Linked DNA regions of Mus musculus: all the other regions are linked to region 1. A link is a loop called in an ENCODE intact Hi-C map of the cell type or tissue named here. Cell type or tissue: left cerebral cortex. All regions are shown on one strand.

Evidence for each region. Hi-C counts contacts between places; a loop is a spot of excess contacts. Peaks named below come from ENCODE experiments on the same cell type or tissue, not always from the same donor. Only the 100,000 strongest peaks of a DNase experiment are listed, where the experiment ranks them.
Region 2: it touches region 1 in a loop (2.0-fold over the local background); 11 of 42 quality-filtered maps call a loop at or near these places.
Region 3: it touches region 1 in a loop (2.4-fold over the local background); 10 of 42 quality-filtered maps call a loop at or near these places.

The regions. Positions count from the first base shown.
Region 1 is chr1:191,095,270-191,103,269 of GRCm38, reverse strand. It overlaps Batf3 (basic leucine zipper transcription factor, ATF-like 3), which reads right to left and starts at 4,856. Exons shown (of 3, transcript NM_030060.2): 1 at 4,743-4,856; 2 at 2,438-2,542. The coding sequence starts at 4,811. In left cerebral cortex, CTCF peaks have their summits at 4,812 and 5,745; DNase peaks (open chromatin) are centred at 70, 4,762 and 5,733; H3K4me3 peaks cover 1,057 bases.
Region 2 is chr1:191,179,413-191,187,412 of GRCm38, reverse strand. Atf3 (activating transcription factor 3) reads left to right here and starts at 4,080. Exons shown (of 4, transcript NM_007498.3): 1 at 4,080-4,320. In left cerebral cortex, CTCF peaks have their summits at 3,266 and 4,844; DNase peaks (open chromatin) are centred at 1,215, 3,231, 3,946 and 4,814; H3K4me3 peaks cover 2,774 bases; H3K27ac peaks cover 317 bases.
Region 3 is chr1:191,167,951-191,175,950 of GRCm38, reverse strand. It overlaps Atf3 (activating transcription factor 3), which reads left to right. Exons shown (of 4, transcript NM_007498.3): 3 at 3,469-3,576; 4 at 4,272-5,655. The coding sequence ends at 4,469. Among named protein-coding and RNA genes, the nearest start is that of Fam71a, 7.1 kb to the right of the region's middle. In left cerebral cortex, a CTCF peak has its summit at 3,256; a DNase peak (open chromatin) is centred at 3,276.

The DNA.
Region 1 (8,000 bases):
CTCCAGTAAAGCAGAGTCCTGGGGTAAGCGGCAGTGCCGAACGTGCCTCTCCCCAGCTGGCGGCCCTGAGAACTTGGTCTCCAAAACAGCAGCATCAGGAGGACCCTGGGGAGCTGAGTCACAGATGCTCTGCTGCCTCAAATAAGTTGTCATTAGTTGGTGTATGGGTTACAATGTGGGTGATTGTTTGTGGAGGAGAGTCCTCTGACTCACTTGCTGTCTGCCCATCCTGCCACCAGCGCAAAGCCCTCGCTAGGTGCTGAGCAGATGTGGCTCCATATTTTGAGACTTTTAAGTGTTCAGAACCCTGAGCCAAACAGTGTCTTCTTTATCATTTACACAATCTGTGGTATTCAGTAATACAGAAAATAGACTCAGATACAGGCTGCTGATCTGAGAGATAAGAAAGGTGGTTAAGCGCCTTTAGCTACCACGTGAGAAGAGAAAGTCCAGGGTGAAGAGACCACATTCAGCCTCGAAAGTGCAACAGAGCCCCAGCACGCGCCAGCAAGAGGTGACGTCCTGACTGGGCCCGTCTGGAAGTAATGAAGGGATTGTTAAGTGTGGATGACAGGACAAGCTAACAGAGAAATATTCCAGGCAAGATGAAAAGGCAGCAAGTGTCACACCTTAAACCACACCAACATTTTTTTTTTGGGGGGGGGGGTTGAGACAGGTTTTCTCTGTGTAGTCCTGGCTGTCCTGGAACTCACTTTGTAGACCAGGCTGGCCTCGAACTCAGAAATCCGCCTGCCTCTGCCTCCTGAGTGCTGGGATTAAAGGCGTGTGCCACCACCAACATTTAAGAAGAGAGGAGGAGTGGGGGGGGAGAAGAAAGAGGGGAGAGGAGGAGGGGGAGAAGAAGAGAAGGAGGAAGAGAAGAAGGAGGGGGAGGAGAAGGGAGGGGAAGTGAGAAGGAAGGAGAGGGGAGGGGGAGGAGGGAAGGGGAGGAGGGGGAGGGAAGGAGGGGAGGGGGAGAAGAGGGGAGGGAAAGAGGGGGAGGGAAGGCAGAGGGAGAAGAGGGGAGAAGGGAGGGGATGAGGGGGAGGGAACAAGGAGGGAGAGGGAAAGGAGAGATAGCTGAGAAATTGGTGGCACATACCTGTCATAGCACTCAGCAGGCTGAGAGGCAGGATTGAGCAGGAGGCCAGGCTGGGTTACATAGTGACACGGTCTCAAAAAACAAATAAGACAAAGCCAGAGGTAGAAAGGCTTGGAAGCAGGCAGGCGTGGTACCAGAACCGCACCTGAGATTTTTACATCTGATCCACAGGCACGCGGTAGATAGTGAGAGAGCTAAGTGGGAATTCCATGGGCTTTGGAAACCTCAAAGCCAGTGCCAATGCCACACCTCCTCCAAAGCAGCTACACCTTCTCATCCTTCCCAAACAGTTCCACACTGAGCACTCTGTGTATGAGCCCAGAGGGGCCATTCTCTCTCAAACCACCCCCTGAGGAGGAGGCAAGATTTTGAAAAGGAATTAAAAGTATAAAGAGCTATTTTTGTTTAGCTTCTTCAATTTTTAGTTTTGGTAGGGAGAGGGTCTCATGTAGCCCAGGCTGGCCTTAAACTTACTATATAGCCAAAAATGGTTTAAACTCCTGACCCTCACAAGTACCACCTCACCCACATTCTTTTATTTACTTTCTCTTTTTTTAAAGATAGAGTTTCACTATGGAGCCCTCTGGCTGTCCTGGAACTCACTATGTAGACCAGGCTAGCCTTAAACTCAGAGATTTGCCTGCCTCTGCCTCCAGAGTGCTGGGATTAAAGGCAAGTGCCATAATTCTCAGTAATTTCTCTCTCTCTCTCTCTCTCTCTCTCTCTCTTCCTTCCTTCCTTCCTTTTTTTTTTTTTTTTTGAGACGATACCTCATATAGCCAAGGCTAGCCTGAAAGTCACTATAAATACAAACTTGACCTTGAACTTGTGATTCTCTGCCTCTCCCCCGAGTGCTGATCTCGAAGGCGTGTTCCTTCCACCACGGCTGGTTTATGTGGTGCTGAGACTCCCACCCAGGGTATTCTTGTGCACATTAGACAAGCACTCCACTGAGCTGCTCCTCCAGAACTTTAATTACTATTACTGTTGTCACTATTGTTTCTATAGACAGTTTCTCTGTAGTTCCAACTAGCCTCAGGCTGGGTATTCTCCTGCCTCCACCTTCCTGAGTGCTATAGTGTGAGAGCCCCCACATCTAGCTTTTGTTTGAGTCTATAGTGAGAGAAAAATCAAGCGTGGGAAGAAGCCCGGGGGCTGGGGCTGAGAGGAAGAGGCCCGAGAATACAGAAGCAAAGCAATAGGCTGGGAGGACCCAGAAGAATCAGACTGGAAGGACTGATGATGAGCACCGTGATGCCATCACTGCCCCCTCCCCCGATAGGAGACAGCTGTCCCTGTGGCTGTCCTGTAGTCCTGACCTGACCACAGGCTCACCTCGTGGAGCTTGTCAGCCTTCTGGGTCTGCTTCTTCCGGCTCCTCTGAGCTGCAACCCGGTTTTTCTCTCTCCTTCGAACTTTCCTGTCATCGTCCTTGGGGCTCTGGGGATGACATGTGGTGAGGTAAGACTCTCAGACTCTCACCATGCTCCAGTGGGCTACTGAGAGGTTTTGTTAAGGAACACCTATCCTGTGGTGGGGCTTTGCTTTATATTAATCACCACCCACATACTGAAAAGCGTATAGAAAGACTGTTGTTTTAAAATGAGGAATATAAGGTCTGGGGTGCAGCTTAGTGGTGCCATATGTGTGGGATATGTCAGGCCCTGTGTTCCATACCCAGGACCACAAAAAATAAAAATACTATGAGACAACGAGGAATCAGAAACTCAGGTTAGGGAAGTTCTCCAGGTACCACGGCCAGCATGGGGGTGAGTGGGAAGTGGAACTCAGGTTTGCTGGTCCCCAAACCAACGTTCACAAACTTCTGCCCCACAGGGCGTTTGCCTGGAAGAGCGGTGCTGTTACTGCTCATCTGAGAGTGAGAAAGACTGGGGTGTGTGCTCGCTAGAACTTGCTGTGCACAGCCTTTAAACTACCACACACTGGCAAGTCCTTCTGAAACTGTATACAGACCATAGTTATGCATTTATTAGTAACTGCAACCACACAGCTCTACCAGTATGTGGAAAACTCTGGAACACTAATGACGACATGCTCTCTTGAACAACACTTGGCTGACATTTTCTTTTCAGAGGTCAGGGTTATTCCAAATGCAAATCTGTGATGCGTTTTGAGAGTTCTTAACCAAATATCCAAAAATCCTTCATGAGGTGACATGAAGTGGGCAGGCAGAAAAAAATGCACGTACCACAGCGAGAGCTTACTTAGAGGAAAGGGTCTGCTTTCCAGAACTGCAATTGACACCATCAGGGGAGGAAAAAAAATGTCCTTCAAGACTGAGTTCAAAAGGTGTCTAGATGGGGAGGGAGCTTAGTGGTAGGTGAGGCTCAGGGTGTAATCTGGAGCCACAGCAACAGCAAAACCCAGAGGCTGGCGTACAAACTCAGGGCTTCAGCCAGGAATCCCAGGCATAGATAAGAAGAGACAGCAGACCCAACACCTGCTCAGGAGAACACAGGTGTCAAAACGTGCCTTCCAGAAGTCCTCCCCCCACCCCCTTCTTCAACAGTTTCACGTAGTCTCCCTTCCCTTTCCTCCCTAGCTCTGGAATTGTACTCCTGCATCACTACACCCCAAAGGTCTTGATAAACACACCTGGAGCATCCAGGGGGACATGCCATATAAACGATGTAACTTCAGCTTTTACACCCTCACAAAGCCTTCCACCGTATATAATAACTAAGACCCTGCCCTGTACTCAGAACACTGCTGGGCTCTGCTGCCCAGAATCAAGCTGACCTGAGATTTGACCTCACTGGCTCTCCACTGGTGCTTGACAGGAAATAATGTCTCTATTCTCCAAAGCCAACAAGTCTCAGGGCAAGGGGCAGCATGCCTCCTGTCCTCTGGGAGCTGTCACATCACCTGCCACAGATGATCACACCTTCCCTCTGGGCAGGAATGACGAATGGAGACACAAATCACCCATCACTCACATGACCTCTGCAAACGTCCTCAGGAGATACAAAAAGAGTTCATCTTATAGATGGGGAAATTGAGGCTCCGCTAGTCGAAGCAAATAGTATAAGGCCACTCCAACTACTTGGCTCAGACTTCCAGGGTCATCCTGGGACATTACACTTCAAGCAGAGAGTTGGGAGTGTGTGTGGTGACTAAGAAAAATAAGACCTGATCTATTGATAAAGCAACCAGGTGGCCAAGAAGTGTTCCAACAGTGGCCTCTATTTGGTCTCAGCTTCTTGTGACTACAGCTTTGAAAGCTGGGACAACAGAGGGTGCTGATCATATTGGGGCGAGAAGTTTCCACCCGTGCTGGGGGTGGAGTCTGCCCATTAGAGACAAAACCCCACACCCACAAATTGACCGGTCCGACATTCCCCATGCGGATCTTGGCCAGTGGGTTGGATGCAGGGACGAACCGCCCCTTTGGGCTGAATTCATAATATCGGAGCTCCGGGCCCCCTCCCACCAGCGCCCACAGGAGTCAAGGATGAAACTGCCCACAGCAGCGCGGACCCACGTGTTCGGCGCCGAGTCTGGAGGGGCTGCCGCCTTCCCAAGCGCTTGAGGCGCACGGCGGGGGCGCACGGCGGGGGCGCACCTGGAGCTCTGCCCTCACCCTCACCCGGTCCTCACACCCGGCCCCCTTGTCCAATACCTGCGGCTGGTTCCCGGGCGCATCCACGCTTCTCTGCAGCACGCTGACCGCGGGGGGCCCTTGCGACATGCCGCGCGCTCGCCACACGGGGCGCCCTGAACGTGGGGCTCTGCTACCCGCGCTCCGCCCGCATCCCCGCACTTGCTGCCCCGCCCCGCCCCGCCGCTTCCCGCTCTCCGGGCTCCACGGTGCCCGCCTCCCCACCCCGTGTCCAGTCCCGGCCCGGCCCGGCCCCGCCCCCTACTCCCACCCCGCCCCTGCTTCCTCCTCCCCCCACCCTCTCGCCGCACCTCGGGGTCCAGGATCCCACCCAAGTCGCTGCTTTCCGCTAAGGGCCCCCGCTCTTCGTGGAAGTCACGTGGCAGCACCGAAGCCCACCCACGGAGAAGACCCCGAGTGGGTGGAGACGGGGTGCTGGCGCAGCGCCGCCGTGGACGGTCCTCCGGCCGCTCCTGGGAAGTTTGGGTGAGAAGCACCAGTGAGTGGCTCGGTGGCTTCAATGTCCCTTCGCAGCCTCCCTTAGCGCCCCAGCGCCGGTCACCGCCGATGGGGAGATTTCTTCCGGGCGAGGCGGCACCTGGACCGGTGGCGCCAGTGGGCAGGGACCGCAGCAGAGACCGTCCGCGCTATGGGGACAGCGGGAGCCTCAGGGCTTTTCCACTGCGGCGGCGTCTGGTCCAGTGGGAGGGAGGGGGCGAGGTGACTGGGAGGGCGAATTCTGATGGGGGGGGGCGGGGCGGGGGGAGCGGCAAAGAGAGGTTGTGAGTCGAAACCACGCTTGAAGTCCATCCTCACACATTCAAAGGTCTGGGCAGGCCATGCTAAGGTCCCATGGGCTAGCTGCATTTGCTTCTTCAAGATTAAGGTGATACCTACTAAAGGCTAAAATATATGGTTGCTATGTTTATGTCAGACTAGGTAGAGACGTATCTCATCCCTCTTCACCCGCCTGCCAGTTTTTAAAATATGAAGTCAAGATGACTGTGCCCAGCAAAGAAAAAAAGAAAAAACCCTAGCGGTTGCAGGTTTGTGGTTTGTGCATAGCATAGGAGAGGAAAGCTAACCACGAACTGGGGGACGGATGGGAACCAGACAAGAGTGGCCTTTCTCGTGTGCTCATTTTGGCCTACTGGCTTCTGGGCAGTGGGAGAGGTGACCTTTCTGAGTCCTCACCCCAGTGTGCATGGCTCTGTGCCAGAATTTAAGCCGTAAGTCTGGAGAGAGGAGCTTGTTTGAACCTGCCTGCGCGGCTTTAGGCACCAGTAGTGGTCATGTGTGCTAGTAGGTCACGGCATAGCCAGTGTCCACACATCACAGCAGAGCCTCTCCATGCTAATGGTTCCGCCCAAATTTTAGTTCTGACCCTCTTCTATCAACATGCATGCATGCTCCGGTGTGGGGGGAGGGGAGAAGGAGGGGAGAGAAGAGAGAGAGAGACAATTACATCTCACACAGTATAGAGGAGTGCACAGCACAGCATCCTGCACTTGGTGTGGGTCAGCCCAGGACCTCTGTCCTTGAAAATTAAAGGACCCTGTAAACGGGGTGTGGTGGCCAACGCCTACAATTTCTCCACTCACAAGGTTGAGGCAGGGTTTCCACAAGTTCCACTATCTAGCTTGGGCTATACATTAACCTCCAGGCTAACTAGAGCTAAATAGCAGGATGAGATCTCAATACAACCAAAGACTAACAAAATAAGCAATTTGTGGGGGCAAGTGATCCTAACTTTTAGACGTTTAAGAATGGGTGTTGGAGGGGGTGATCCTCGACATACCAGTGCACTCCCGTGTGTCATTCTAGTGGGCTCCTTTCCTGTTCCAAGTCCTCTGGGGTCCTCCCCACAGCCTGGGGCCAGGGCCAACAGCAGACTTATATTGGCTTAGTCTACTTATGGCATTGTTTCTTTTTTCTTTTCCTTTCTTTCTACCGCCCCCCCCCATATCCCCCTTCCCTACACACTCATACACACCTTGAGTTTTTCAAGGCAGGGCTTCTCTGTGTTCAGCCCTGGATGTCACGGAACTCACTTTTAGACCAGGCTGGTCCCGAACTCTCAGAGATCCACTTCCTGAGCACTGGGACTAAAGGCGTGTGTCACCATGCCCAGCATGGAACTATTTCTTTCCCTTCCTATTAAGTCTGTACACCATATGGGTGTCGGGTTCCAGAAGAGGGTAATGGAGTTCTGGGTAGTTAATAGTGAGTCACCATGTGGGTGCTGGGAATGGAACCTGGGCCCTCTCCAAGAGCAGTCAGTGCTCTTCCCTCATCCCCAGCCATCTTTCCAGCCCCTAGAATTGTCATCTCTTTTGCGTGCTTTCTTAAACTTCTTGAGAAGGTTGATGCTGGCTTCTTCACACACTCCATGTTTATAAAAGTAACATTAAATTTATTTATAGTATCCCAATAATGCTATTATAGTATGGTGCTAAGTTCATTTGCCACACTAGAAAGCCAAGATAAATGCTTGCTTGGTCTATATATCAAGTTTCAGGCAAGTCAGAATTACATAGTGAGACCCAGATAGATAGATAGATAGATAGATAGATAGATAGATAGATAGATAGATAGATAGACAGACAGACACACAACACACACACACACACACACACACACACCTTTAATCCCAACACTCAGAAGGCAGAGGCAGATATATCTCTGAGTTTGAGGCCAGCCTGGTCTACACAGTTCTGTCTCAAAAACACAAACCAAACGAATGAATGAGAGAAAAGCAGAACAGGATTCAAATCTCTGTTTTCTTTTCGTGTGTTTTCCCTTGAACCAGGAAGACATCTGGTATGATTTGTCAAGTTCCTATTTATACCACAATGACCTTGAACCCCGTCTCTGAGGGGTGGGGGATGCACCACAGGTTCAGGGCGCAGTGAGGATGCAGCAGGTTTGGAGGTTGGTGATCCGATGCTCTGCTGATTCACTTCGCCAGAAAATGGTTCTTTCCAATAACAAACGGATGATCGAAAGCCCTGTGTGCAGTTCACTCCTGCTGTTCTTGTTTAGGAAACTGGTCTTCTGGTAAGTGTCTTCTCATGGCTTTTCTCAGAAGACGGTCCTGTGGGCCTCTGGTGAGGCTAGGGAAGAGAAAGCCAAAGGTAGAGACCACTGCACTTACCAGAAACTGGCCACTGTGTGTCAGCCACTGTGGGCCGGAGAGCCACACCTCAGGGAACTCGCTGTCTCGATAGTCAGATGAGCACACTGGAGTGCTTTCGATGTGGTCTATCTCAAGATGGGAGT
Region 2 (8,000 bases), 84 kb before region 1:
GCTTCCCTGACCTCATCTCAGATTTCTGGGACCCGTGGATCTCCTCTCTGAAGTGGAGACAGCTGCTACCTAGATTTGGCCCTGTGGCCTAAAGTCAATGTCTGCATACAAGATGTCCTCAAAAGATCCAATCCCTGCCTTGGGTAAGTGCCTCTGTGACTGGGTACCTACATGAGTTAAAGTTTGGAAGTGTGTATGGGAGGGGCGGATAGAGGATAGGCTGTGCCCTAGAATCTGATCTGACAGAGCTTCTCAGCTGTAGTTTCCAGAAAAATGAGTTAGTCATTGGGCCATGCAACAGTTTTCACCACAGTTGCCTCTTTTGGCTCTCAGAAATCTACAGAGCAGGAGGTAGCTTGGGGGAGAGAGTCTCCATTTCAGGAGCCCCTCAGCCCAGCCCAGGGACCCCTACAACAATACAATGGAAACCCTGGGAAGATGACAAAGGCAGAACCAGAACAGCACTGGAATCCTCAGCTCAGCCCAGCCCAGGGTGGGTTGCCGCCGCCATTTGCCACTGTTATCCAGCACCCGGAAACCCAGTGTTTGATTAGTGGTTGTGTGTGGAACACAAGGTTTACTCCTGTTGCAGCTGTCACTCTGGGTCTTTCAGACTCTGGATGATGAGGGGACAGAGGGTATCCTAGAAAGCCTTCCTGGCCCACAGTTACAGACACTATTACGGAAGACTCCAACTGCGAGCCTCCTTCTTAGTCACTAGGTGTTACTGTTTGTATATCCTTTTCAGTGTGGGAGAACCAGAGGGCGGAGCTAGGGGGCGTGGCCACCAAGTACAGTATTCATGAGCCAATCAAGCATCTTCCTTAGAAAATTAAATTGGTAATTAGTAATTCTCTGATTGGCTGAGAGCATGGGTTCGGGAGAAATCCGCTGACTCCCTTTCCAAGGTCAAGAAGTGGGGTCAAGACCCCTGCACAGACAGGCCAGCCGGTCAGCTCAAGCTCCCCTGGATGCCTTAACTTGTTTCTGGAGTCTCAGAGCAAATAGTGCCTCAGAGTCTGGAGAACAGAGTTAAAGAGGCAGAGGAATGTGGAAGGGATCGCCCTCTGAATTGCAAAAATCTTTAAATATCTCTGAACTTTCTTTTTTCCTTTTTTGCTTTTGGCTCCCTGTAATGTTTTTGTGTTTAGTTTTGGTTGCCACGAGGGGACTGTTTTTAGCTGCCTGGTTCCTTCTCCTCCCCTTTTTATTTTCCCTCTTCCTTTGGTACATGCCTCAGCCTGAAGTCTTCAATTCTTATCTCACTCAGCAAAACAGACCGGAGCTGATCTGCATACGGGCTCCCGGGGCTGTTCTCTGGAGAAAAACCCCAGAACATTCAAATTTCTGCTTAACCCTCTTTGACTGGGGATTAACCCCTGAAATCCCGTTAGCCAGAGGCTTCCTGCTCGGGCTGGACAGGCATTCTCTTGCCTTTGTGTCGGGCAGAGATTTGGGTGTTGGGAGCTTTTCTTGCCCCTCTGAGGGAGTATGGACGAATGCGCACGCACACTGGGGACAATAAGTCAGGGTAACGTGAGAAGCGAGGGGACTCAGATGTTGACAACTTCCTTTGGTCCAGACCTTAGGGCTCTTCCTTCCCGTTTTTCTCAGGCGCTTTACGATTCTCCTGGGAGCCTAGGGGACTGAGTCCCGCAGAAAGTGACTTTTGTTTGCCTGGGATAGGCGTTTCATCCAAGTGGGGCGGGGGGCGACTTCTCCCTGGAGAGTCTTATCGCTTTTAGGGTTTCAGTAAGAGAGGGAGGCAGAGGATGTCAGACTCAGAACTCTGTAAACAACTGAGAGTTTCTATCCAGGTACGACTTGGAGATTAAAAGCTAATGATTAGACTAGCAGGAGAACGGGCGTGGGGGAGGGCACCACGGTCATGACCAGGTGCCCACGAAGCTCTGCCGACTTCTGTCTACGCTATCCTTCCACGGTTCTGATGGAGCGGGTCTTGCTGCTTGGGGTCTCGAGGCTGTCGGCCGTGCCTTCCACTTGAAGACAAGACCCACCTCCATAGAACGCCAATTTAATCCGTAAAACAATAAAAATTTCTGTCGGGGCCCCCAGCGGCCTGGGGCGGGGTTCGTGTGTTCCCCCATCTCCCTGTTACACCGCACAGTGGTGTTTATTTATTCCAGGGCAGCCTGTAAAAAGATGGGGCAGGTAGGAGGAGATCCCAAATGACTTTCATTTCTAGGCACCTGACTTTCTTCGGGGTTGTGCCGACACGCCTGGGGTTTACCTGCCGGCAGGTCGGCTGGAGGCCGGGTTGTGGAGGTGTGGAGCAGGGTGTGGGCGTGGGAGACGGAGGGTGGGGCCCCGAGAGCCGTTTCCAAGGCAAAACCCAAAGCAAAACATTAGCCTGGCGCTTCCCGCGCGATGCTGCTGTAATCCCGTCAGATCCTGGCAGGATCTGAGAGGATCCCGGGGATGGAACCACCCTAGGCCTCCCGGGCCAGCAAGGACCGAGAGACTCCGGGGGCCTCGATGGAGGGCAGAGGCCTGTGAAGGGCGAGACTCTGCCTTGGACTTGAGGAACCCGGGTGCAGAGAACTTGATTTTGCCCGAAATGTCTGTCTCTGGGGCCATCAGTTGCTTACGGTTGTACTACCGTCGGCGACCTTTCCTCAGGACCGTAACAGTCCGGGTGGTAGGTGCTATGGAGGCAGCGGCACCGGTCAGTTCTGCTTCACACCCCAAACTACCTCCCTGTGACCTTCTGATCGCCTTCCTCTCAAAGGCGGGCGTTAGCAGGTGCCTCTGTCTTTACACCTCAGCGTCCTGCCCCACATGTGCCCGCCAAAGTCTGCCAGGCAGGTGTGCGATTCCTGGGCCGCAGTCTGTGCACGTGTAACCCTTGATGAGCTATGGAGTCCCGCTCAGGGTCTTGCGCTCAGCTCAGACCCTCGGAATTACTGGGTCAGAACCGGGAAACTAATTTCAAGTTTCAAACCCAGGTCTGCTGAGGCTTTGGCCTGAAATCGAGTCCTTTGCCCAGCCTTTCCCGCCACCAGATTTGAGTACAAGAGGGCTCGGTGTTCCGGCTTTAAGCGGTGCGCGTTCAGTCCCGGCCACCGTATCCCTAGAGCCCTCTGTTCCTGCAGACAGACACTCGAAACCTGGAGCCGGTTTTTCTTTCCTGATATCCAGGCGGACCCCCACCCCCGCCCAAACCGGGAGCGTAGAGATCAAAGCGTCCTCTTTCCCAGACTAGCCGAGCCGCCTTTTTCCAGCCCTTTCTTATCCCTGCGCTAGGTGGCTCTGATCTCTCCAAATCTTTCCTCTTTCTACGCTCTTGCTTTCGTGGAGAATTCCCTGTTCATTTAAAAACGTTTTGTGGTTGTTATTAAAAATAAAAACAACAACCGAACTGACCGCGTCCGGTCACTAGCACTTCGGGTTCCTAGCGAGTTCGGGGGCCGTGGGCGTGGGAGCACGAGGCTGCCGAATGTCTACGTTAACCCACAGCTGCTAGCTGGGTCCCCGGCAGAGGAGGTCACAGTGGCGGGTAACGGTGTGGATTCATCGGAGTGTAACTTTGGGCACCTCCTTCACGCGGGAGATTGTCACCGCTATCCCTTCCCCGCCCCCTCCTTAGGCTAGGCCGCTGGTCAAAGAAGGCACATTTTCCTGAAGTTTTAGAAAAATGACCACACATTTTAGAGAAAGGTCGTGCCCGCTTCCCAGCCTCACCTAGTCTGGGCCACTGCCAGGATCCGCCTCCCAGCACCACCACCCCCCCTTCCCCAACCTAGCGGAGGGAGAGATGCCAGGGCGGTGGAGTCATGCCGCTGGCTTGGGCACCATTGGCTCATGCCTGGAACACGCAGCGGCGAATACGCACATCTGGCGGTGCGCCCGGGCGGCTCCCAGCCTGATAAGGAGATAGAGGGCGGGCGGGTGTGTGTGTCCCGGGCGTGCGAGGAACGCAGGACGCGCCGTGACCGCCCCTTCTCGCACTTGCATCACCAAGTCCGCGGTCTCCACCCACCTTTTGCCCCGCCCCCGTCCCTCCTTCACCCCTCCTCTGGCCAGTTCTCCCTGGAAGCTATTAATAGCATTACGTCAGCCTGGGATTGGTAACCTGGAGTTAAGCGGGCTCCCTGCCAACGCGAGGGCTTTAAAAGGGGTGATGCAACGCGCTCCCAGCCACAGTCTCACTCAGCGAGACGCCGCGCACGGTGCTTCCCCAGTGGAGCCAATCGGCTAACCCGCGCTCCGGCAGAGTCCTTGGCGCTCGCCCGCCGGCGGGACAGACCACCCGCCTCTGGCCGCTCTCTGGACCCTGGCCGCCCCGAGCGAAGACTGGAGGTGAGTTAGAGCCACACCGAGGAGCGCTGCCCTCCTCACCCTAAGTTCCCCTCTGGTGACCAGTCCCGGGACCCTTGCGCCACCGGAGACTGAAGCCCTAGTGTCCGTGCCACAGTCGCTCGGCTGAGCCGCTCTTTGCCGCTGCCGTTCTTAGCTGGTAAAAAGTTTCTGGTAAAGTGAAAGAACGAACTTTCTCTTTTGACTCGAGGCGTGAAAGATGCCCAGGGACGGAGGAGTTGCGCTCTCAGTTTGCAACTAGGAGAGGTCGTCTGGGTGGAAGGTGGGTGCTGGTGCGCGGAGGTGACTCACACTCTGGCGATCGGGGTCCCCTCTTCCATCCATCACTTCTTGTCCCGGACCCTGGACTCGGAGCGGGTCCCTCCTAAGTCCGCGTAGAGGCGCAGTGGCCGCGGCTTGTTGAAGCGCTGCTCCCGGTATCGAGCTAAATGAATGAAGACCGGACGCTCGAACGGAGGTCCGGCACAGCCGCTGGAGGTCGCCTTGCGCTCCCCGGAGCAGAGATCTGGGCAGCATGACCGCGTAGAGCGCTGTGAGCGAAAGTGTGTTAGGATAAGTTTGGAGGCGGCGAGCCCTGGTGTGGCGCTGTCCCGGGGCTGAAGGCCGAGAGGTCTCCGCACCAGCTAACTTCGGACCGCTAGGTTTGAGACGTCACTTCCAGCCTCACTCGCTGTTGTGACTTGCTGTGCTCTGGCTGACTTTTAACCGGCCCTTGAGTTTCTTTATGTATTGGAAGGGAAGCGAAGGAATCGGATCAAGCGGGTGGAGGGACCAGGGTGTGGAACCACTTGTACTTGGGGGGGGGGGCGTGCGGGGGGGGGGTTGTTTGTATTCTCGTGACAGAGTCTCACTCTGTAATCCAGACTGCCCATAAAAACTCCGGCCAATCCTCCTGCCTCAGCCTCCCAAGTGCTGAAATTACAGGCCCACACGCCCAGCACCTTTCTGTGCGCTGTGTGCTTCAGATAGCCAGCTTTTGACAGATTTGTTTCTAGACTAAAATAATTAAAGTAAAAGGAGCCAGGGAGGGATGTTCAGTGTGGAGGCTCCCCCACCCAGCGTTCCTAGCCGGTCTCTGAGACAGGACAGGAAAGGGGGCCTCTCTTACATCTCTGTCTCCTAGCTCTCTCCCGTTGGATTGATTCCCTGCTTCGACCCCATGCTCATTTTCAACTCCCATTTCTGTATTTTCCTCTTAGCCATTTTATTTGATTTAATCATGTAGCTCACGAGCTTTCTTATAAATTAAAGGAGTTGCCAAGCCCGATTATTTAAAAGGTTTATTCTCCCCTCCTGTTGTTCCACTCTTTTGAGACAAAGTCTCCCTATGTAACTGGGGCTTGCTTTAAACTTATGGCAGTCTTCTAGCCTCGGTCCCCAAGTGCTGAGATTACAGGCATGTGTCACCAAGAAGGGAGCACATGTTTTGCATGTTGCATTTGTTATGGGATAATGTTACCACATACAGGCTCTTGCTTGGAGCGGGTGGGGCTGGGGTGGGGGTTGCTGTTGCTTCTATCAAGAGGTTTCAGAGGCTGCTGACCAGGTTCCCAGAGTGAAGAAGGCATTGCCCAGCACCTGTGGCTATCTAAATCCCTTCTTGGCACACCAGTTTCTTCTGGTCTTCATTCTGTCAGAGCCTCCTCTATGAGGGGTGCCAGGTATGGGTCTCTTCAGCCCTCAGTTGCCCCCCTGGCAGGCAGCTCTCTCTGTGGTTGCTTATTTGGTTGATCTATTGAACTAACTGATGGGTCCTCCTGGTAGTGCAGAATGAGTAGAGGGTGGGTGTGGGCAGCTTGGCTGGACTGGACCACACCCATCTCTGTGAGTTTAGTTAGGCAAGTGCTTTCCTTCTGGGACCTCAGTTTATTCAATGACAAAATGGGGGTTTGAGCTAGACAATTCTAATGCTGGGAGTCCCGTTGAGTTCCTTTAGCCAAAGTCTGTGATTCTTTAAGGAACTGGCTACAGGGGTTCCTTGTCAAGGGAGGAGGGACATAGCCAGGACCCCCCAGAAACTTCAAGAGAGAAATGGTTTCCTATGTGAGAACTCACAATCTTGGCCAATCCAACCCTAATGGAGGAATGCTGATGTCAGCCAATTGGGTGTAATTCACCTGGTGTCTTAGGAACTCGGGGGTCAACCACCAGTTGTGACAGACTGGCTTGAAATTCTTGAGGGTTCCAGTCAATTCCTGATGACTAGAACTAAACTGAACTGAACTAGATCAGGGTCCCTGAGGGGCAGGGAGAATGTGAATGTATGGATCCTAATTTCCTTATGTTTTAAAGTTTGTGCATGTGATGTGTTGTTCCCCACAGCCCTGGGAGGGAACTGGTCAGTTCAGATAGGAACTGAAGGTCAGAAAGCCTCTGGCTCGGGAGTGGGTGCCCAACTAGTGAGAACCAGAGGCAGACCTGGAAATGCTGTCTCTGACCCTCAAGCCCAGCCTCCCGCCTCCAGCCTTCAAACAGGAGAAAGGACAGGATGTAGAGTCAGGAAGGAGTACTGGTTCCCTAGTACTACAGGACAGTTTGCAGACAGCTTGGTGGAAGGAAGTGGAAATCAAAAGTGAAAATTCAAAGCCATCATAAGCTACTAGGAGATAAAAATCTAGGAGCTGAATTTCCAGTTAAGTGAGGGAAGTTTCATTTTCTTGAAAATGGCGAGATTGCCGATGGTGCGGCATAATTTCTGGTTGGAAGTCATGAAGCAGCATCTGGAAGCATATCTGAAAGACAGCTTTATGATCAGTGTAGAAAGTTCACTCAGCTCACCCCAAATCTCCCCTCTTTGGGGCCTCAGCTCCTGAAATCAAGTTGAAACTTTCAACTTTCTTTCCCTGGAGGACACAGCCTGGCTCTGCCTGACTCTCTGGAGACCTCTGTGCAAGACAAACCAGAAAAGACAAGAGCCCAAATCTTACAGAGTGTGCCCCCATGGGGGCTTCTTAACAGCTTTCTAACATGCTTGTGTCCCCAAGTAAGCCCCACCCCCAGCTCTTCACAGAAACATTCCATACCACTGACATTCCTCAGTTTCTTCCTGACTTTACACTAAGAATGCTGTTGGGGGAAGTCCTATACAGCGGACTTTAACCTCAAAGGGCTCGTTAATAAACTTAACTGGGCTGCTAAAGGCTCATGCTCAACTGCTGTGGCTCAAGCTAGTTAAGTATAGATGAACTAGTTAAGTATAGATGAACTATTCAGTCCTACAAATGATGGCCAGGCCAGTGGCAGCCCTGAATTCCACCCCTGGACTGTTGGGGTTTTTGTTTGTTTGTCTGTATTTCCAATAAAATGCAAAGGAGAATATATAGGAGGATGCCGAGCCTCTGGCTTCAGAAGTCATAGAAACATCCCCCAGGTACAAGGTTACAGCTTCCAATTAAGAGACCTTCAGTTCTTACTCCTGTCTGGAAAAGAATTGTATACATCTTTTTGAGTTCTTTTACTGCTCTGGAATTTCTGCCTCCACCAGTGGGCCTTAATATCCAGGGAAAGGGATCTTCAGGAAGGGCTCAAGAAGGTGACCAGACCCCAGGGAGTCTCCGTAGGAGAGCAGCCATCCCTCTGTGGGAGCTCCTGGGAGACCCAGAGTAGCTCCTCATGGCAGAATGCTTTCCAGGGCATTTCTTGTATTATTTCCCAAATTGCTT
Region 3 (8,000 bases), 73 kb before region 1:
TTGCAGGAACTGTAGAAGGCCAGGTGGGACAAGAACAGAACTTATGTCCTTGGAAGATGTCAAATAGGCAGGCACAGATGTGAGCTGGGAGTCCTGGGCCAGAGATCCAGGGCTGGGAAGTATCTGACTGTGGATGGTGCTTGAAGCTGTGAGTTTGGTGAGGCCACAGTCTGTGCAGAGGCTTTCTAAAGAAGCAAGGAATATGGTGGCGATTTTCATCACTCAATGGATCCAGGGACCAAGGATTAGCCCTACCCTTCCTGATAACAATGCTCACAGATGTGGTACACCATGTGTTTGCTCTGTGCTCACACATGTTCACACACATGTTCTGTGTTGAGAAACCTTTGCATAAGACGCCTGGAGTAACAGACATGGCTACTGAGCTGTGGTTGCTGGTAGCTCTGTTGTCTCAAGAGCATCAGAGGTGAACACTTGTAACTTTGCTAGGCTTTCTTAGTTAGGATTATTTTAAGTTTACTTAATGGGTATGATGGCAACTGTGGAGTAAGGAGTGAAACTGGCTCAAAAGATGTGAATTTAAAAGGAGCTTGAGGTCTGGGGTTGTAGGTCAGTGGCGGAATATAAGACATTGCATTACATTGGGGATAAAAAGAGATTGATCAATAGGACTGACATTTGTGGAAGTCTGAGGGGAACCTGAATCATAGCATTTAGTAGATGGGAATGAACTATTTATGATGCTGTTGCTATGGATGCCGTTAGGGGCATTAGCTGTGCTTCAAGCTAGCTCAGAGGAGGTCAGAGAGGGTACCACAAAACAGTCATGGCTATCAAGTCCAATACTGGAGAGTTAGAGCCTGGGACATTCTGGGAGATATTTTTTTCTTCTAATGAAATAGTTTGAAATAAGACACAGTAGTAGGGATAGACGGGGAAGGGAGGCTAGACAGGTGGGTGGCCTGGGAAGAGCAGTTGGGGATCTCTAGAGGGAGAAGAGTGGGTGGGTGATGCTCCCAGGCATTCCTGACTCTAGGGGGAAGGATGTATTTATGAAATATTCTTTGTCCAGTTCTGAATTACAGGGATCAGTGTTTTATTGGTTGTTTTTGGTTTTCAAGACAGGGTTTCTCTATGTAGCTTTGGCTGTCCTGGAAGTCACCCTGTAGACCAAACTGGCCTTGAACTTATAGATCTGCCTGTCTCTGCCTCCCAAATGCTGGGATAAAAGGCATGTGCCACCACTGTCTGGCTCACAAAGGCCAATTTAAATATCAAAACCTTATTTCAAAATCCAAATAACTTTTAAAGTAGACACAATCTCAATTTCCCACATTACCAGTGTAATTCCTTTTTTTACTTGTTCTTTGATTTTCATGATTTTCTCTTTGTATTATTTTTTTTTAATTTTATGTATGTGAGTGTTTTGTCTGCGTGGATATATGTGCATTGTGTGCATGCCTGCTGCCCACAGAGGTCAGAAGAAGGTTTTGGATCCCCTGGAACTAGAGTTACACTTGAGAGCCACCATGTGGGTGCTGGAAACCAAAACCAAGTTTTCCATAAGAGCAGCAAATGCTCTTAACCACTGAGCTATGTCCCTGTCTGTGTCCGTGTCCGTATGTGTGTGTGTCTGTCTGTGTCTATATGTATGTATGCATGTGTGTGTGTGTGTCTATCTGTGTGTATCTGTGTGTGTGTATGATTTTTGTATTTCTTGGGACAGTGGCCTTGAGGCATGAAGGATAGAAATTTGGGGTTAGATTCCTTGGGCTTTGCCTCTGTAGGTTGTAAATACTTCCATCTCAGTCCACCATGTCTTCTGATTCAAAAGAATGGGGAAAGGTCAGGAGTGGGCCAGTCATGGCATCCCAAAGCTGGCAGGGTCTGCACTGAGCATCCCACGGGGAGAGTTCATCCCAGCTGTGCTTTACAGAGTCCATGGCTGGATGTGCTCACTGCTCGTCGGTTCATAGACCATCAGGGTCAGGGTGAACGTCCACGGAGGACCATAGCCACCAAAGCTGGACGTGGCTCAGTCCTCTGAGCACCCCAGTTCTGGCTCAGAAGGAGGCGCAGGGAATCAGTCTGATTTGTTGGCCGAATCAGCAGGTGGTTCAGGACTCTACCCATCAATAGCATCCGGCTACGGGCTCATTCGTACCATCTGCTACCACTAATGGTCTCAAGTCCCTCCTCCAGGAGCTCACTGACCTCATGGAAAGGATGTACCAGGATGCTCTTGGTAAAGACAGAAATAAATGTTGGTTGTTTTTCTGGAACTGTGGTCACATGGTTGACAGAAGTCATGGGAAGAAGTTTGATTTGGCTCACACAGTTGAGGGGATACAGTCCGTTGTGCAGGGAAGACAGGCAGCCAGGGAAGCTCCGTGCCCAGTGGTGAAAACGTGTGCCCAATTGTGAGAGCTTGTGCATGGTGGTGAGGGCTTGTGCATGGTGGTGAGAGCTTGTGCTCAGTGGTAAGAGCTTGTGCTCAGTGGTGAGGGCTTGTGCTCAATGGTGAGGGCTTGTGCTCGATGGTGAGAGCCTGTGCACATCTTTCTAGCTCAAGAAGCAAAGCTTAGATAAAAGTAGGTTCCGAGTTCAACAGTTCCCTTCCCTTGTTCAACAATCCACCCCTGCCAGCCATGTCTCCCACCCCAAAGGTTTCACAACCTCCCCAAACAGCACTGTTCTCAGGAGAATGTGGCTAGGGGACAGTCTGGTCATTCCTGACTCCAGAGGGAAGGACAACTTACAAAGTCTTGTGTGTATGTGTGTGTGTGTGTGTGTATGTGTGTGTATTGATTATAATTAGCATCAGTGGTTATCATTTTAAAATTCAAATTCTTATTCCAAAATCCAAATGCATTTTTAAGGTAGGCTTTAGGGTTTTATAAAAAGATTTATTTATATGAAACACTGCAGCTGTCTTTAGACACACCAGACAGAAGAGTGCATCAGATTTCATTACAGATGGTTGTGAGCCACAATGTGGTTGCTGGGAATTGAACTCAGGACCTCTGAAAGGGCAGTCAGTGCTCTTAACCACTGAGCCATCTCTCCAGCCCCAGGTTTTAGGTTTTTAAAGCAGCTTTTAGTTTACTAATTTCCAATATAATTCTATTGTACTGAACAGGCTTTAGATTTTGTTATTCATTGTCAAGCGTTTGCATGCACATGTGTGTGAAGGGGATTCATACAGAAACTTAAGTCGTGAGGCTGGAGATGGCTTGGTGGTTAAGAACACTTGCTGCTCTTCCCGAGGACTGAAGTTCCCAACACGTGCAGTAGGTGGCTCACAGCAGCCTGTAACTCCAGCTCCTGAAGATCCATCCAACACTCTCCTCTGGTTTCTGAGATCACCACGAATGCACGTGGCAGACATACACACAGACAAATATAGATATGCAAATGTACACATAAGGGATTAAAAACAAGCAAACCCCCACAGCCTTGATATTTGGGTTCATGGTGGCTTAAATGTGTGCCTTTTGGATTTTATAGGCGGCCCCTGAAGAAGATGAGAGGAAAAGGAGGCGGCGAGAAAGAAATAAAATTGCTGCTGCCAAGTGTCGAAACAAGAAAAAGGAGAAGACAGAGTGCCTGCAGAAAGTGAGTCCTGCCTGGTCCAGCCTGTCCTAGGGGATGGAAAGCCTTGTGGGTGGGGCAGAAATGCCAGCTGTAGGCAGAGGATGGAGCAAAGCTATTAGCATGGCAGAAGCGGCTCTGGAGATATATGTATCTACACACACACACACACACACACACACACACACACGCACATATTTATATACATACATACAAACATACATACATACATACATACATATGTGTATACATATATCCAGGGCCAGCAACAGCTTGCCATGAAACCTGGCACCCTAGTTTGATACCCAGAACCCACTGTGGAAGGAAAGAACTGATTTCTAAAAGTGACCTCTGACCTCCTCATGCATGCTGTGACACAGACTAGTCAGTCCACAAACCCCCAGCAGTTTCGAGACTTTCGAGTCACACCAACATAGTTAAAGAGACTTTACTCACCGGTTTTACCAAATACAACAAAACTATAAAACCCTGCTATTGCCTTTGGCTCTCAGATTTCTTTTCCATGTCTCCCAACTTCCGAGGCCTCTACAGGGTTCATACCACCTTCCACCTAGTTTGATCATCCCATCTTTGTGGTACGATGGTTCCTCTAGCAGGTCTCTCTCTCAGTTTGAGGAGCCCCAAGGTTCCCAGGTGGTCCCCCACCTCCCTGCTCCTTGGCTCCCTCCATTGATTGTCCTCTCTTGATTGTCCCTCAGGAGTCAGAGAAACTGGAGAGTGTGAATGCTGAGCTGAAGGCCCAGATTGAGGAGCTGAAGAATGAGAAACAGCATTTGATATACATGCTCAACCTGCACCGGCCCACCTGCATCGTCCGGGCTCAGAATGGACGGACACCGGAAGACGAGAGGAACCTCTTTATCCAACAGATAAAAGAAGGAACATTGCAGAGCTAAGCAGAGGTGGCACGGAGGCAATTGGGGAGTTCTTACTGAATCCTCCTTTTCCACCCCACACCCTGAAGCCATTGGAAAACTGGCTTCCTGTGCACTTCTAGAATCCCAGCAGCCAAGAGCCGTTGGGGCAGGAGGGCCTGTGGTGACCTACTGCATTGACCCACTCTGCCCCCGAGTGAACCGTGGAGCAGGCAGGAGCATCCTTTGTCTCACCAATTCCAGGATTTAGGCCTTATCATCCCGGCCAGTCTCAGATGACCTAGCTGGCCCCAGGCTGGGGTCCTATGCAAAGCAGGATCCCACTAATGGGATTCAGGCAGAAGTGTCTACCTTGATAGGTGGGGTGGGACCACATCCTCCACTGTGGCTGACAACGCCCTTCCAAGGGAATATGGAATGAGAACATTCATTATTGAGGTTGTCCAATGGCCAGGGTATGCTTTCTAGAAAATATGCTGTTCTGTCCCAGAATGACTGTGCATAGGGTATCCGTTTCAGAGCCTGGTGTTGTGCTATTTAGATGTTTGTCTTGCACAACATTGGCATGATTTTTCCGGGAGTTTCATCAGATCTGATTTCTGAGAGTCTGGGGATCTGCCATGGTGGAAAGTGCCCCTCAAAAGCATTTGTGTGGCCACATGAACTGGCTGGCACCAGGGGAGTGAAACTGGCTGATGACCAGCTGAGCCACTTTGTGCCAACAGAGGATGGACGACACCTTTCCCTGTACCCACTGCAGAGGAAGAACCCTGGGCACAGCAGCTTTGTCCTTGGCTACAAACTGTTACAACGTCACACAATGAAGGCACAAAGTCCAACTTTCAAAGGGTGTAGGACTCCATACTCAGTGACAGGGCAGGAAGAGCCAAAGATAACCACAGCCACAGCCTGTGGAGACCAGGGTTGGAAGCCAGGTGCAGGGCCAGGCATCTGCATTGTGGGATGTTAATGGCACTTTTGTCTTGTAGCTATTTTGAGATGTGGTCCAGAGCATTTCAGCTGGGAGATCTCCCTCTGGCCACCAGGACTCTGGCTACTGTTAAAATCCTGATGTTTCTGTGGAATCCTCAGTGTTTAATCCCACTCAATAGTATCATTACAGTTTTCTGTAAGAGAAAATATTACTTATTTATCCCAGTATTCCTAGCCTGTCAACATAATAAATATCGGAACAAAACCTGGTAAACGTTAGTGTGGCACTGGTTTCTGCTAAGTGTTGAGTGACACGACATCTCTCTCTCTGTCACAGGGTGCTCGGTCAGCACTGAGGGCTTGGGGCTGGATGGCGTCCATGGTTCATGGGGAGACCACTAAGTAGTGCAGTTGGCTTTTTAAAAATGTATATTTTATGTGTATGGGTGCTTTATCTGCATGTATGTCTGTGTGCCACATGCAAGCAGTGCCTGAGGGGGCCAGAAGAGAGGGCATTGGGTCCCCTGGAACTGGAGTTTCAGAGGGTTGCAAGCCACCACGTAGTTAGTTGCTGGGAATGGAACCCGGATCTTCTCCGAGAGCACCAAGTGCTGTTGTAAACTGCTGACCCATTTCACCAACTCTATTTTTATTTTTAATCATATGTAGGCATGTGTGTGTGTGTGTGTGTGTGTGTGTGTGTGTGTGTGTGTGTGTGTAGACACTAGTGCAGTTGCCTACAGAGACCAGAAGAGCTCTTAAGCACTGAGCCAGCTCTGCAGCCCATGTGGTGACTTCTAACCCTGTGCCTCAGGCTGTTGACTGATATTCAGTTGCTCACTGACAAACCCTGAAACAACACTACAGGTGTGTCCTTCACACCAACTGTTTGGCACTAAGATAGTTTTTTTGTTTGCTTTGAGTCAGAGTCTCAGTATGTAGCCCTAGGTGACCTGAACCATAATATACAGACCAGACTGGCCTTCAACTCCCAAGTGCTGATCTGCCTCCAGAATTCTGGTTTAAAGATGTGCACCACCATGTCCGGCTTACAATTGAATTTTGCTGTAAAATCCAAATTTGTTAAATATTTCAGCCATCAGTTTCTCTGAGCATACAAATATGCCTCAATATACACATGTTTTAAAGCTTGAGTCTTTTTATAAATTACATTTAGTTTGGAAGTGGATGGTGCATGTCTATGCCATAGAGAACAACTTGGAGTCAAACTCTTTCCACCACATGGGTCCTAGGACTTGAACTCAGGTCGCCAGGCCTAGTGACACGTGCCTTTGCTGGCTGCACCATTGCTTTGTCTCAGCTTGAGTCTCTTGAACTTGCCTTCTGCCACAGCGGTGGTCCCTGAACAGGTTTCAGCTTGACTTGGATATGTTAACATCTGTTAGCATCCGTGTGCCTCATAGCACAAATGTATTTCAAATATCAAGGAAAGGGGGGGGGGTGGGAACAAAGAAGTCGAGAGAAGAGTTTTGGACAAGATGGGGGATGGGTAAAGTTGTTCCAAGAATGGTAATCCTAATTTTCTGGAATTTCCTGGCCCAGTGATTTCTTCCTGCCCCTCTCCCTTCCTCAAGCCCTTTCCCTCACTTTGTAGTCCTAGGGATACACCAAGCCCTCCCTACCCTGGCAAACCACAGCACTTGAGTGGAGGGCTGGGAATGATAATATTTGAGAGTCAGTTCTTTACTTCTAACCATGTGAGTCCTGGAGAATCAACTTAGGTCAACAAGTTTGGTGGCAAACACAGTGACCAGCTGAGCCAGCTTGCCAGCCATATGTGCCTGTTTGTTTGAACTGTTATGTGATGCCTTTAAACTGTCTTATGTCACAGGCATGATTGTATCTCTGGCTGTTCCTATTCAGTAAAGAGCCATCTACATCTTTAGCTAATCTGTATCTTAATAAAGGGGAGGAAATAAAGACAGCAACAACAACAACAACAAAAACCAAAACATTGCCCTAATCCCTTGGTTGTGGGTAGAGGTGCTACTACAAAGTCAAGGCAGTTTGAACACAGCAACAGAAGGTAATGGGTTAGAGAGGAGACAGAGGGACGCTTCCCGTGATCTTTAAAAAGAACTGCATTGGCATGTGCCACCCAGACCTTTGACTCCCATGCTTCAAGTTGAAGAAGGCAGGCCAGGAGTCTGAAAGAATAAACATAGATAGGGCCATGGGAATTAGCACCCGGTTGGCCACATCTTCAGTTTTTCTGCTGCCTCTTGCAGGGCACACTGACATATCATTGGCAAGGCCTCCAGGAGCCACCATTCCTTCTCTGCTTCTTGTGTTTTCCTGGGATCTGTCCCAGCATCAGCTTCAGAGTAAAGATTTGAAAGGTCATGGCTCGGGTTGGGAGTTCCACTGTCATCATTTCATATTCTGTCAAGAAGTCAAATGCTTGTTTCCAATGTAGTCAGCTTACGACAAGCACGACCACCAGCACCACCACCAGCAGCACCATCACCAGCAGCACCATCACCAGCAGCAGCAGCACACCACCACCACCACCGCCACCACCACCACCACCACCCTAGAACTTTGAAGGAGCCTTTGATTGCTTGCTACTCTAGCCTGTCTGAGTGACTTTTCTGGGTT